2 separate regions of the Homo sapiens genome follow, and region 2 is linked to region 1. Evidence: chromatin contacts called from ENCODE Hi-C or POLR2A ChIA-PET data. All regions are on one chromosome and are shown on one strand. The core of a region is the stretch at or near the end of the contact, and the rest is flanking DNA. Distances in the headings are between cores, read along the strand shown.

What was found. Hi-C counts contacts between places; a loop is a spot of excess contacts on that map. ChIA-PET counts read pairs that join two places held with the same protein, here RNA polymerase II (POLR2A). Pooled maps may share reads with other maps.
Region 2: a map of HCT116 shows a loop between it and region 1 (2.1-fold over the local background). The contact joins two enhancer-like sites. A Hi-C loop is called at or near these places in 1 of 168 maps with a recorded cell type or tissue (HCT116) and 4 of 50 pooled maps. POLR2A ChIA-PET finds 5 or more read pairs at or near these places in 2 of 52 experiments (PC-3 and RWPE1).

Annotation. Positions count from the first base shown.
Region 1 is chr9:109,343,977-109,349,793 of GRCh38, reverse strand. No RefSeq gene overlaps it. Among named protein-coding and RNA genes, the nearest start is that of EPB41L4B, 26 kb to the right of the region's middle. Within about 2 kb of position 4,058, at least 13 of the 41 ENCODE cell types and tissues checked have a DNase peak (open chromatin) inside an H3K27ac peak, as active enhancers do.
Region 2 is chr9:109,518,075-109,523,461 of GRCh38, reverse strand. It overlaps a transcript of PTPN3 not described here. Among named protein-coding and RNA genes, the nearest start is that of MIR3927, 9.2 kb to the right of the region's middle. Within about 2 kb of position 2,806, at least 2 of the 41 ENCODE cell types and tissues checked have a DNase peak (open chromatin) inside an H3K27ac peak, as active enhancers do.

The DNA of each region.
Region 1 (5,817 bases), core at 2,809-5,308:
AGAGCCTGGAATATGAAGTGTGCTTATTAAATGTGTGTTGAATGAATTACAAGTGAATGAATCATTCTGCCTGATGTTTCAAGACCTCAAGTAAACACTTACTAGAAACCCAAGGAATTCAAAAATTTCTAGAGCTGGAATTTGAACCCAGAATCTTCTAACTCCAAGCCAAGGGCTTTTTGCACATTATCATTGTGGATAAATGATGGGAACTGTGAATCACCTCCAATGTGTGGCAATTCAGCAGACAGGCAGCCTGTGTGTAGCTTTCTAGGACAATTATTCTGGAAAGTCATTTCTGGGAAAGGGCCCAAGAATCTACACACAGCAGAGGAGAAAGACTTCTTTAAACATTGACTGCTGCTGTTGATCTGGTCTTGAAGCTCTGAAAGCAACACAAGTCAGAATCCTCCTTGGGGACAGAAGAGCATCTGTCTTTTCAAAAATTTAGACATTCCTGTTAAACAATTTCTTGGGAATTAACAAGGAGGAAATTGAGCAGGGAAATTCTTAAAATCCCACAATTAGGCTCGAAAAGTCAATGCGAGTTCAGGGTGGGGAAACATTTTGTGAGAGCTTATGTGAATGTCTGAATTGACTGAAAACTCAGGAATAATACAGATAAATTACTTTGCTATCATCAGTGAGAGGAGTCTACTGCATGCCAGGTACAGAACTATATATATATTATCCTTTCTTGCTCCTTTTAATAAAGTGGTAAAGTATGTAATTCTGTTCCCACTTGGCAGGTAAAGGAAATGGGTTCAGGTGGGGCATGGTGGCCGACACCTGTAATCCCAGAGCTTTGGCAGGTGGAGGCAGGAGGATCGCTTGAGGCCAGGAGTTTGAGACCAGCCTGGGCAACATAGAAAGACCCCATCTCTATAAAAAATTTTTTTCTAATTAGGAAAAAAAAAAAAAAAGAAAATGGATTCAGAGTAGTTGTGAAACTTGCTAAAGATTACACAACTAGGAAATGGTTGCTATAAGATTCAAACTCAGGTGTCTTGGACTCCAGAGCCCATGCTCTAGGCTTTTAAATCTGGCCAATGCTGTGGCCAATGCAATTCTTTTATTTGAAAGTCTCAGAAACCCAGGAACTGGTTTAGACAATGGGACTTTATTGGTTCGCAGAATCCAAGAAGGACTGAATGACAATCCACTGGAAAGGCCATGCTATCCTGAGCTTTTGGAGCAACTGCCACCAGATGCCTGAATGCTGCAGCAGTCCCTCTTCACCCATTTCTCTGCTCCTCTCATCCACACCTTGCTCAGCTCCTACCAGGAAAGAGGGTTTGATTTGCTTCCTTCCAGTTTCAGAACTCCCCAGGCAGACATTTAATTGCACAGCTTTGGTCAGATGCCTCTTCTATAGAAATCCATCTGGCTGGGATCATGGGTCATCTAAAAACAAGTCCTCTCCCTGTTTTGTTTTGTTTTGTTTTGTTTTTGAGACAGGGTCTCGTTCCGTCACCCAGGCTGGAGTGCAGTAGCACCAACACAGCTCTCAGCAGCCTCGACCTACTGGGCTCAAGCAATCCTCCTTCCTCAGCCTCCTAAGTAGCTGGGACCACAGGTGCATGCCAACATTCCCAGCTAATTAAAAAAAAAATTGTACAGACAGGGTCTCACCGTGTTGCCCAGGCTGGTCTCCAATTCCTGGGCTCAAGCAACCCTCCCGCCTTAGCCTCCCAAAGTGCTGGGATTTCAGGCATGAACGACCTTGTACGGCCTGGAACAGGATCAGTGTTTAAAAAACCAAAATGATCAAAGGAACTAGAAACACTTAGCTTGAAGGAGAGGATACTCAGGAGGACATTCCTGTTATCTTCAAACATTTGAAGGACCAGCGTGAGGAAGACAGAGGATGTGCTCTGGGTCACTATGGGACCAGTAGTAAGAAGTTTCCAAGAGACAGATTTCAGGTTCACATTCAACATCCACTGAGTGCTTCCCATGTGTGGGATATTATATCGAGTTCCTTCACATATATAATCTCTCTTGATCCTCACAACAAATCTGTCATAAATTTCATTACACCTATTTCACACGTGAGAAAAGAGACCAAGACAAATAAATTGCCCAAGTGGCATGGATTTGATCCAGGTGTTCTATCTCTGCACTTTTCCCATTACATCATTCTGCTTCTTCACATACAGCTCTCTAATAATCATTTCGGTTCAAAGAGAGTTGGTATTTTTCAGGAGCAAAGGGCTGCCCATGTCTAAGGTTGCCCCTGCGAAAGTCCAGTGGTCATCTTCCCAGGACTTGATCAAGGTATGTTGCAAAATGAAAGCCATGGTTGGTCTAGAAAACTACCCTAAAGTCCATTCTGACTTTCACTTAATAAATTCTTCAAGCTTTTACAAATTCTTTTTAAAACTCTGTTGGGTTGAGCATAGTGGCATACACCTATAATCCCAGCTATTTGGGAGGCTGGGGCAGGAGGATCACTTGAGCCCAGGAATTCAAGTCCAGCCTGGGCAACATAGCGAGACCCTGTTTCTAAAGACAAAACAACATCAAAAATATCTCTGCTTGATATCTTTCATATGAACACCTCCTAGCCCTAAATCACTCTCTACCCTTTTGTACTCTGCTCTGAGCCTCATGATATGGGTCTGTATGGATTGCATCATGATCTTCCTGCCTGCTGGCTTCAGCTGATTCTGTCTAGCAGGGATCCCCAGGAGATCAGAGGAGGGAGGCAAGTGACAGACACTATGAGGTCACCTTTGGTTGGGTCTTCCCCCAACCGAAAGTCATTGCTCCTCTTACTGTGGCCAGCTGTGTGTCTCTTTCTCCTTCTAGGTTCTGTGAACTCCTTCCTTGCCTCTTCTCTTTCTCCTAGCAATGGTAACAGCTCTGTAGCTCTATACGAAAGACCCTGCAGCATCCCTTGTGATTTCCCCACACTCCCACACTTTTGAAATTAATCCCCTTATCAACGAACCATCCTCAAACCGTTTTGATGTTAGTGTACCACCTGTTTCCTATTGAGGCCCCGACTGATAGAATAACTTTTTCCAGATTGTAAATTCCTGTATCCTAATTATATTTTTCTACAAACTCAGTGTGGGACTTTCAGATATAGACTCAAGAAGAAAATTTAAATGACCTATAATCCCACCCCTAGAAATAGCTGACAGTTGGGGACATTTCTTTCCAACATTTTTCTGTGCACATATTACATACTTCTTTACATTGTGTATATCTCAATGTACGTACAATTTCATTAACACGATAACGTCATGAACATTTTCCCATGTCATTAAAAAGTCTTCATAAACATCAGTGTTTCAAAGTGGTATGCCATACTGTATCATGATTATTTTTCCACTTCCCTATTTGGGTTACTTATATTTTTTACTATCATAATAAATATCACTGGGCCAGGCGCGGTGGCTCACGCCTGTAATCCCAGCACTTTGGGGGGCTGAGGTGGGCAGATCACGAGGTCAGGAGTTCAAGACCAGCCTGACCAACATGGTGAAACCCCGTCTCTGCTAAAAATACAAAAATTAGCAGGGCGTGGTGGTGCGCGCCTGTAATCCTAGCTGCTCAGGAGGCTGAGACAGGAGAATCGCTTGAACCCAGGAGGCGGAGGTTGCAGTGAGCCGAGACCATGCCACTGCACTCCAGCCTGGGTGACAGAGCGAGACTCCGTCTCAATAAATAAATAAATAAATAAATATCACTGGTATGATGATCTCCATTCATAAGTCTTAGTCCAAACATCTGATTATTTCCTTAGGTCCCTCAAAATGTTGATGCTCAGGTAATGCCCAATATATTGAAAACACTAGAGGGAGCTTGAGAGTTCCCTGAAACAATCGTTTTCTGTGCCCTGGTGAAGAATGAAAATAACCTGCCAGGACTGGCAGAAGTATTAAAGGCATTTGAGGGTTTCCCTTTACCACTGGGAAAGCTATGCCTGATCTCACAATAAAACAATGTGGGCATTCTCTTCCCAGGCCTGGTTCCATCGTGGGTCGGGAGAGAGCTTGGTTTGTTATTTCGGCTGACAACAAGTGTGGTCAGGAATCTTTAGATCTGTGGATGACCAAGAGGGTGACCGCAAAGGCCACATTCAGCTTATAAAGAAAGTCGATCTGAGAGGCTTCTGAAAAAAGGCTCCGCTCCAGCCTCAGGGAGCCACAGTCCTGGGGTGAGTTCAGCAGGCCAGACCTTGCTGCAGAACTCGCTGGGCAAGTTCTAAGCAGCTGCTTGAGAGACTGTGGTGGGTAATTGTCCCTAACCAAGGTTCAGAGTCACCAACAAATGAGTGGGTGGCAACCCACGTGATCGGGGCTGTGCTGAGGAGGACGAGGTGGGGGCAGGGACCTGAGCTCCTGAGCCTTTAGCTCCTCTTCTGTTTCCCCTTCCACACCTTTTGAGAGGGTTCTTACTGTAGAAGACTCTGACACAGGGAGATCCTGCCAGAGCCCGAGCAGCCCATAGTAGCTGGATAAATGCAGCTGAAAAGAGAGGGAAAAACCCCTCAGCAAGTGACCCAAGAACCCTCAAGGATGAAGATGGCACAAGCTGTTCCCCTTGGGATAAGCATTCTGCCTCTTCCCCCTGGATCTATCTTCCCAGGCATTGGCCCCTCCTGGCCCACCACACTTGACTTGCTCATTTATGCAGGAGACAAATTAAGACCCTCTTTCCTTAAAGCCATAATTGCAGGAAGAACTTAGACCGTATGGAGAGTATGCCTATGACCCTGGAAGTCAATGACGTTTCACAGTTAACAAAGTTGGGAAGCTTTGGAAATACTGGGTCTCGGCAGGCTCAAGGTCCATACTTTCAAATACTAAAAGCAACTCAGATAGTTACTGTGAGACCTGCAAGACTTGCCCTTCAAACCCATGCACAATCTTAGTTGTGCAAAAAAAAATTACTTGGGGAATTTTTTAAAGTCCTCACACCCAGAGCAATCACAACAAAATCTCTGGGGTTGGGACCCAGACTTTAGTGTCCCTTAAAACTCTCCAGGTGATTTCAACGTGAGTCCAGATTGAGAACCACTGGTCTTAAAAGGATAATGAAAGAAGGCCAAGACTTTTAATACCTCAATAGGTATATACATTTTATTTATTTATTTATTTTCATTTTTATTTTATTTTTTGAGACAGATTCTTGCTCTGTCGCCCAGGCTGGAGTGCAGTGGCACAATCTTGGCTCACTGCAGCCTATGCCTCCCGGGTTCAAGTGATTCTTGTGCCTTGGCCTGCCGAGTAGCTGGGACCACAGGCATGCACCACCACACCCAGCTAATTTTTGTATTTTTAATAAAGATGGGTTTTTGCCATGTTGGCCGGGTGGGTCTCAAACTCCTGACCTCAAGTGATCCACCCACCTCAGCCTCCCAAAGTGTTGGGATTACAGGCATGAGCCACCGCATCCAGCCTCGATAGGCATATAAATTTAATGGCCATATTTCCAATCTGTACTTAGGTGTTCTCTTTCTTTGAATCTTGCTTTATGATGCATTCTGGCCTTCATTTACAAAGCCAATTAGAGATCTATAAATAAGTTATAATTTTAGTAGTTAAATTTAAGAAGAAAAAAATCTTGTGTCACTTGTACTCTGTGAGTTACCCTTGCCTGAGGAAAGTGTCATTGGTTGGCAAACCCAAGGCCACCTTTTTTCACTGAGCAGGCAGAATGGCTCGGCGGAATGAGAGGAAAAGTCAGAGTTCATCAAAGCGAAATCTTAAAGTTAGCAGGTGGAGAAGTTTGGGACAATGAGATATGCATCTAAGGGGCTGGGCGCGTGGCTCACACCTGTAATCTCAGCACTTTAGGAGGCCA
Region 2 (5,387 bases), core at 1,557-4,056, 170 kb before region 1:
TATGCGACTATCAAGCCATTTAATCTGACTGTTTAAAAAAATGATATAGGCTGGGCACAGTGGCTCATGCCTGTAATCCCAGCACTTTGGGAGGCCAAGGCAGGCGGACCACAAGGTCAAGAGATGGAGACCATCCTGGCTAACATGGTGAAACCCCATCTCTGCTAAAAATACAAAAAATAAGCCGGGCATGGTGGCACGTGCCTGTAGTCCCAGCTACTCGGGAGGCTGAGGCAGGAGAATCGCTTGAACCTGAGGCGGAGGTTGCTGTGAGCCAAGATCGCACCACTGCACACCAGCCTGGGCGACAAAGCGAGACTCCATCTCATTAAAAAAAAAAAAAAAGATATAAATTTATAGAGAAGCACTATTCCAGGCACTTTAATGAACGTAATTAAATAATTTAATCCTCACAACAATCCTATAAAATAGGTATTGCTATTATCCCCATTTTACAGATAAGGAAACTGAGGCATAGAACAGCTAAGTAAACTTGTCCAAGGTAACACAGTAAATGGTAGAGTCAGAACTGAAAACCCACAGATCATGTTCTTCATCACTATTGTACCCCAAGCAGGTGAAGTGGGACATATTAATTATATTATAATTAAAGTTGAATGGTCTTCATGAAGATACCATGTCATAATTTGCTCAACCATTCCCTTTTGATTTAGTATTTTCCACTTTTAACTTTAATAAACATCTCATGCATGTGGCTTTTCACTTGTGTTGAATTATCTCCTTAGGATGGTTTCCTATGAGTGGCATTCCTTGGTCTGAGGAGATAAATCACTTTATAGTTGTTATTACATGTTGTAGTGTTTTCCAAACAGGCTGCAGTTTACAATGCCACTAGCAGGTACGCGTATATTACTTTCACCACCACCTTGAGCAGTGTGGGTGGAATTCTTTGTATAAATAAATATACATTTATAAAAATATTTGTTTAGTGTAATAGCTGCAAGGTTGGATGCTACAATGTGCAGCATCAGGCGTGCTAGTCAGCTTTTGCCGTGCTTCCAGGAGGTCCTCTTTATTCGAGGCCTCTTTATTCACTGAGTCAGCTCACCTGAATCTTGGCCATCATCCTCCATCAGGCCAGGCCCTGGACTTCGAAACTGTCTGAACTTTGAGAGGTGAGGGGCCCACACTTTTGGCCTTTGGTCTATAGCCTGCACTTAATGCCACAAGACATTGGCTAGGATTTCTTTTCCACTTGACCAGATGGCTTTCCTGCAAGGAACTGTAATGATTTAGAAGCCTAGATAGCTGCCCTCCTGGTCTAGGGTAAGTCCTGAGAGTTTAACATATTCCCAGGTGCGGTTAATGCTGATGGTCTGCCGTCCACACTTTGAGTCACAAGAACCTAAGACACCTTTATTCCTTAGACAAATCAGACAGCAAATAAAGCCCAGAAAGTCCCCATTATAACTCGCTAATTCCAGCTCTGCCACTGACAGGCTCTAGCCTCTCTAAGCCTCGGTTTCCTCTCTAAGGAGAGGTACCCTCTCTAAGCCTCAGTTTCCTCATCTGTAAAATGAAGGGATAAGACTAGATGCTCCCTGAGTCCCTTCTATGATTTTCATTTCCATCTTGGAATTTGTTAGCCCATTCATATTAGTTCTAACATAATAGTCATTCTACAAATAAAAGGATGAACACAAGCACCCTTGAAAGCACTGGGAGTACCAGGATGAGCAAGCTAGACCTCGTCTTTGCTTTTGTGGAAATTCAAGTCTAGTGGGAAAGACAACTAAATCAGAGTTGGAATATAGTTTGATAAGTATTTTGGTAGAAAAACCTCAGGATGTGAGGAAGCAAATAGAAAACAGATCTCACTCAGACAAGTGGGAATCAGAGAAGGCTTCCCAAAGGGATCATTCCTAAGCTGACACCCCAAGGATGAGAGGTGTGATGCAGGTGAAGTTGGGCAAAGGAAGTGGGACATGTTGCAGGCAGAGGGAACCTTACTGAAACTGGGATGCAATAGTTCCAAACTCAAGGCCAGGCGTGGTGGCTCATGCCTGTAATCCTAGCACTTTGGGAGGCTGAGGCGGGCGGATCACCTAAGTTCGGGAGTTCGAAACCAGCCTGGGCAACATGGTGATACCTCATCTCTACAAAAAATACAAAACCTTAGCTGGGTGTGGGGGTGCGCACCTGTGGTCCCAGTTACTTGGGAGGCTGAGGTGGGAGGATTGCTTGAGCCTGGGAGGTGGAGGTTGCAGTGAGCCATGATTCCACCACTGCACTCCAGCCTGGGCGACAGAGGGAAACCCTGCCTTAAAAAAAGTTTTGAATTCAGAACATCCCCCTCTGGCTGCAACTCTTTACCCCAACCTTTCTCCAGATTGCCATCTCTTTTTTTGTTGATTCATTGTTCTCTACATTCCATACACTTGAGTGGAGGGTATACATGTCACACACTCTCCTACAGGGCAGAGAGAGACTATCAAGGTGAGTAATGCCAGGCCTCGTGCTTAAAAAGACATGTCAGCCGGCAATTCCCATACAATGTGATAACTCTAATAACAGGTGGTACTGGGTGTGGGTGTAGAGGGCGTGTGTGCAAGTGCACTCAGGAAAAAGCACTTAAGAAAATAATTGAAATTGTGTGGGCAGGATCAACAGGACTTTCGAGTCTTTGCTAGGATGGAAGAGGACTGGCTTTTGCTTAGTGACATTGTGGCCTTCTGTGGACGCACTTTGTGGCTCACCATCCCCTTACCTTAACGTACGTGAATTTAACAAACCAGGCCACGGACAGTGCTATAACTGAACAGTAGAGGGCGCAAAGAGACTGTGTGCTTGACACAAACTGTCCCACATACTTGCCAATCCAAAAGGAAACACTGTCAAGAAGGCTCTGAAAGAAAGATGAGGGAACAGTTGAAGCCCAGAGAAGGAAAGGATCACACAGCTGATCCCCAGCACAGCAAGCATGTTCCGCTAGGCGCCTGCAGTTTACTCTGTCATGCTGTCAATTTTCCAAACTCTCAATTCATATACTTCGGGATGCTCCTAGAAGCACTATTCTTTTTTCCTTTCCATTTCTTTCTTTCTTTATTTTTATTTGGGGAGGTAGGGGAGCCATGATGTAGAGGCACATTTCTGTTTATAAATCTCTTACAAATACAGTACAGTACAACACTGAGCTGTGTGCTGTCTTTCTTCCTAATCTGAAATTGGAGTCAAGTTCCCTGGGGAAAATGCAATGGCGCAGAGCATGGGCTCTAGATAAATCTAGGTAAGTTTTGCCTCTTCTTGGTATGATCTTGGAGGCATTTCTTTTTTTTTTTTTTTGAGACAGACTCTCGCTGTATCACCCAGGCTGGAGTGCAGTGGCGCCATCTCGGCTCACTGCAAGCTCCACCTCCTGGGTTCATGCCTTTCTCCTGCCTCAGCCTCCTGAGTAGCTGCGACTACAGGCACCCACCACCACGCCTGGCTAATTTTTTGTATTTTTAGTAGAGACAGGGTTTCACTGTGTTAGCCAGGATGGTCTCGATCTCCTGACCTCATGAACCTTACCAACTCGGCCTCCCAAAGTGCTGGGATTACAGGCGTGAGCCAGCGTGCCCTTGGATGCATTTCTTAATCATCTCAAGGCTCTGGATCTTAATCTGTCAAACTGGGCATTGTTCACACATATACCTCACAAGGCTGTCAGGGTTAAGTGCGTTGATGCAAATGTGCTCTTAACAGTTCCTGGCAAGGAGCACTTGCTCCATCAAAGTGTCCTCTTATTCTCAATCTCCTGGCTGAACAGCACTGGTCAGCCTCCCTGCACGGGTCAGCCTCCCTGCACCATGAGGAGTCCAGCCCTTGCAGTCAGCAAGTTTGTTTGGCTTCAAGTCCCAACGCTACCATGTCATTTACAGGCTATGTGACCTTGAGGAAGTTCCTTCTCTGCCCTGGGCCACAGTTTCCTCATTCTTCAAACAAGGCTGATAAGGTCACTGGTATTACTACTGATGCTCCTCGACCTATGATGCAGTTACATCCCAGCGAACCCATCATAAGTTGAAAACGTACTAAGTCAAAAATACATTTAATACACCTAACCTACTGAACATCATAGCTTAGCCCTGTCTCCCTTAAACATGCTTGAAACACTTACATTAGCCTACGGTTGGGCAAAATCATCTAACACAAAGCTTGTTTTATAATGAAGTATTGGTATCTCTTATTGATGTTCAGCTGAATGTGTATTGCTTTCACACCACTGTAAAGTCGAAAGTTGTAACGTGAACCCTCTGCACTACTTCTTCTGTTGCAGGAAGAATTCCTTTTGACTCAGTTCATAACACATTTTCTGATGCCCTGATATGCCTTAGGCCCAGTGCTGGGTTCTGGAGAGAAAGAGACAGATGTTTGAGGAATCTAGAGGTCAAGTGGACTAGGCAGGCTGGTGGTCATGTTACCGGAGACTATGATGAATACAAGAGAAGGAGAAGTTAGGGGGCTCCAGGAAGTCTTCCTGGAGGAAGTAAAATGTTCAGTTGGCTTTTGAAGGATGAATAGGAGTTTGCCAGACTCCTTTAAAGTATGCTTTTTCTTATTCTCAGTCTTCTGGATGAACAGCACTGGTCAGCCTCCCTGCACTGACCTTATCAGCCCTGTTTGAGGAATGAGGAAACTGTGGCCCAGGGCAGAGAAGGAACTTGCTCAAGATCATGTCCTTCTTTAAAGTCAATGGAGATGGTTTGTGGAATTATGAGCCCTGAATGGGAGGTTTGTGACACATACCAGCCAGAGCTTTACTTCAGTTGTAACCTCAGGGCCCTCAAGCCCATTACTCCAACAAGTGTTCCTCTTTTCTCCCAAACACCCCTCTGGATGGAGGCAGGGGAGTCTTGGCAGGCTGGTGAATTAAACCTGCTTTAGAAGGAAGGAAGCCTTAATTACGGTGATTGGGAGATGGCAGGAGGCACCCAGACCACACAGATCACCTAGAGGCTGGGTCACCCTGATCAGCACCTGTCCAATGGGAGCATCCTATGGCCAAAGGTTCTCTGCATCTCTCTGCCTCCAATTGGACTAGGCATGACAATCTCAGCCTCTACTCCACCTCCAGTGCAGCCACACCAGGGGCCCTCTAGCATCCCATGAAGCTGTGAACTCTGCAGGAGGTGGGTGCCATGTCTGAGTTCTTTTCTGTAACCTCAGCTCCTGGCATAGAGCCTGGCTGAGAGGACCTCACTCAGTAAATGTTTGCTGAATTGAATTGAACTGAGCCCAGAATTCTTGACTCTTTCCAGTCAATGTTTTTGTTTTCCTGTCTTGGCAGGAGCAGAGGGAACAAAGAGGTAACTGGAGAGTATGTAATGAAGGGATTACTTAGAGAGACCTGAGCAGGGTTAAAGGAAACCATAGTGAAGCACCCA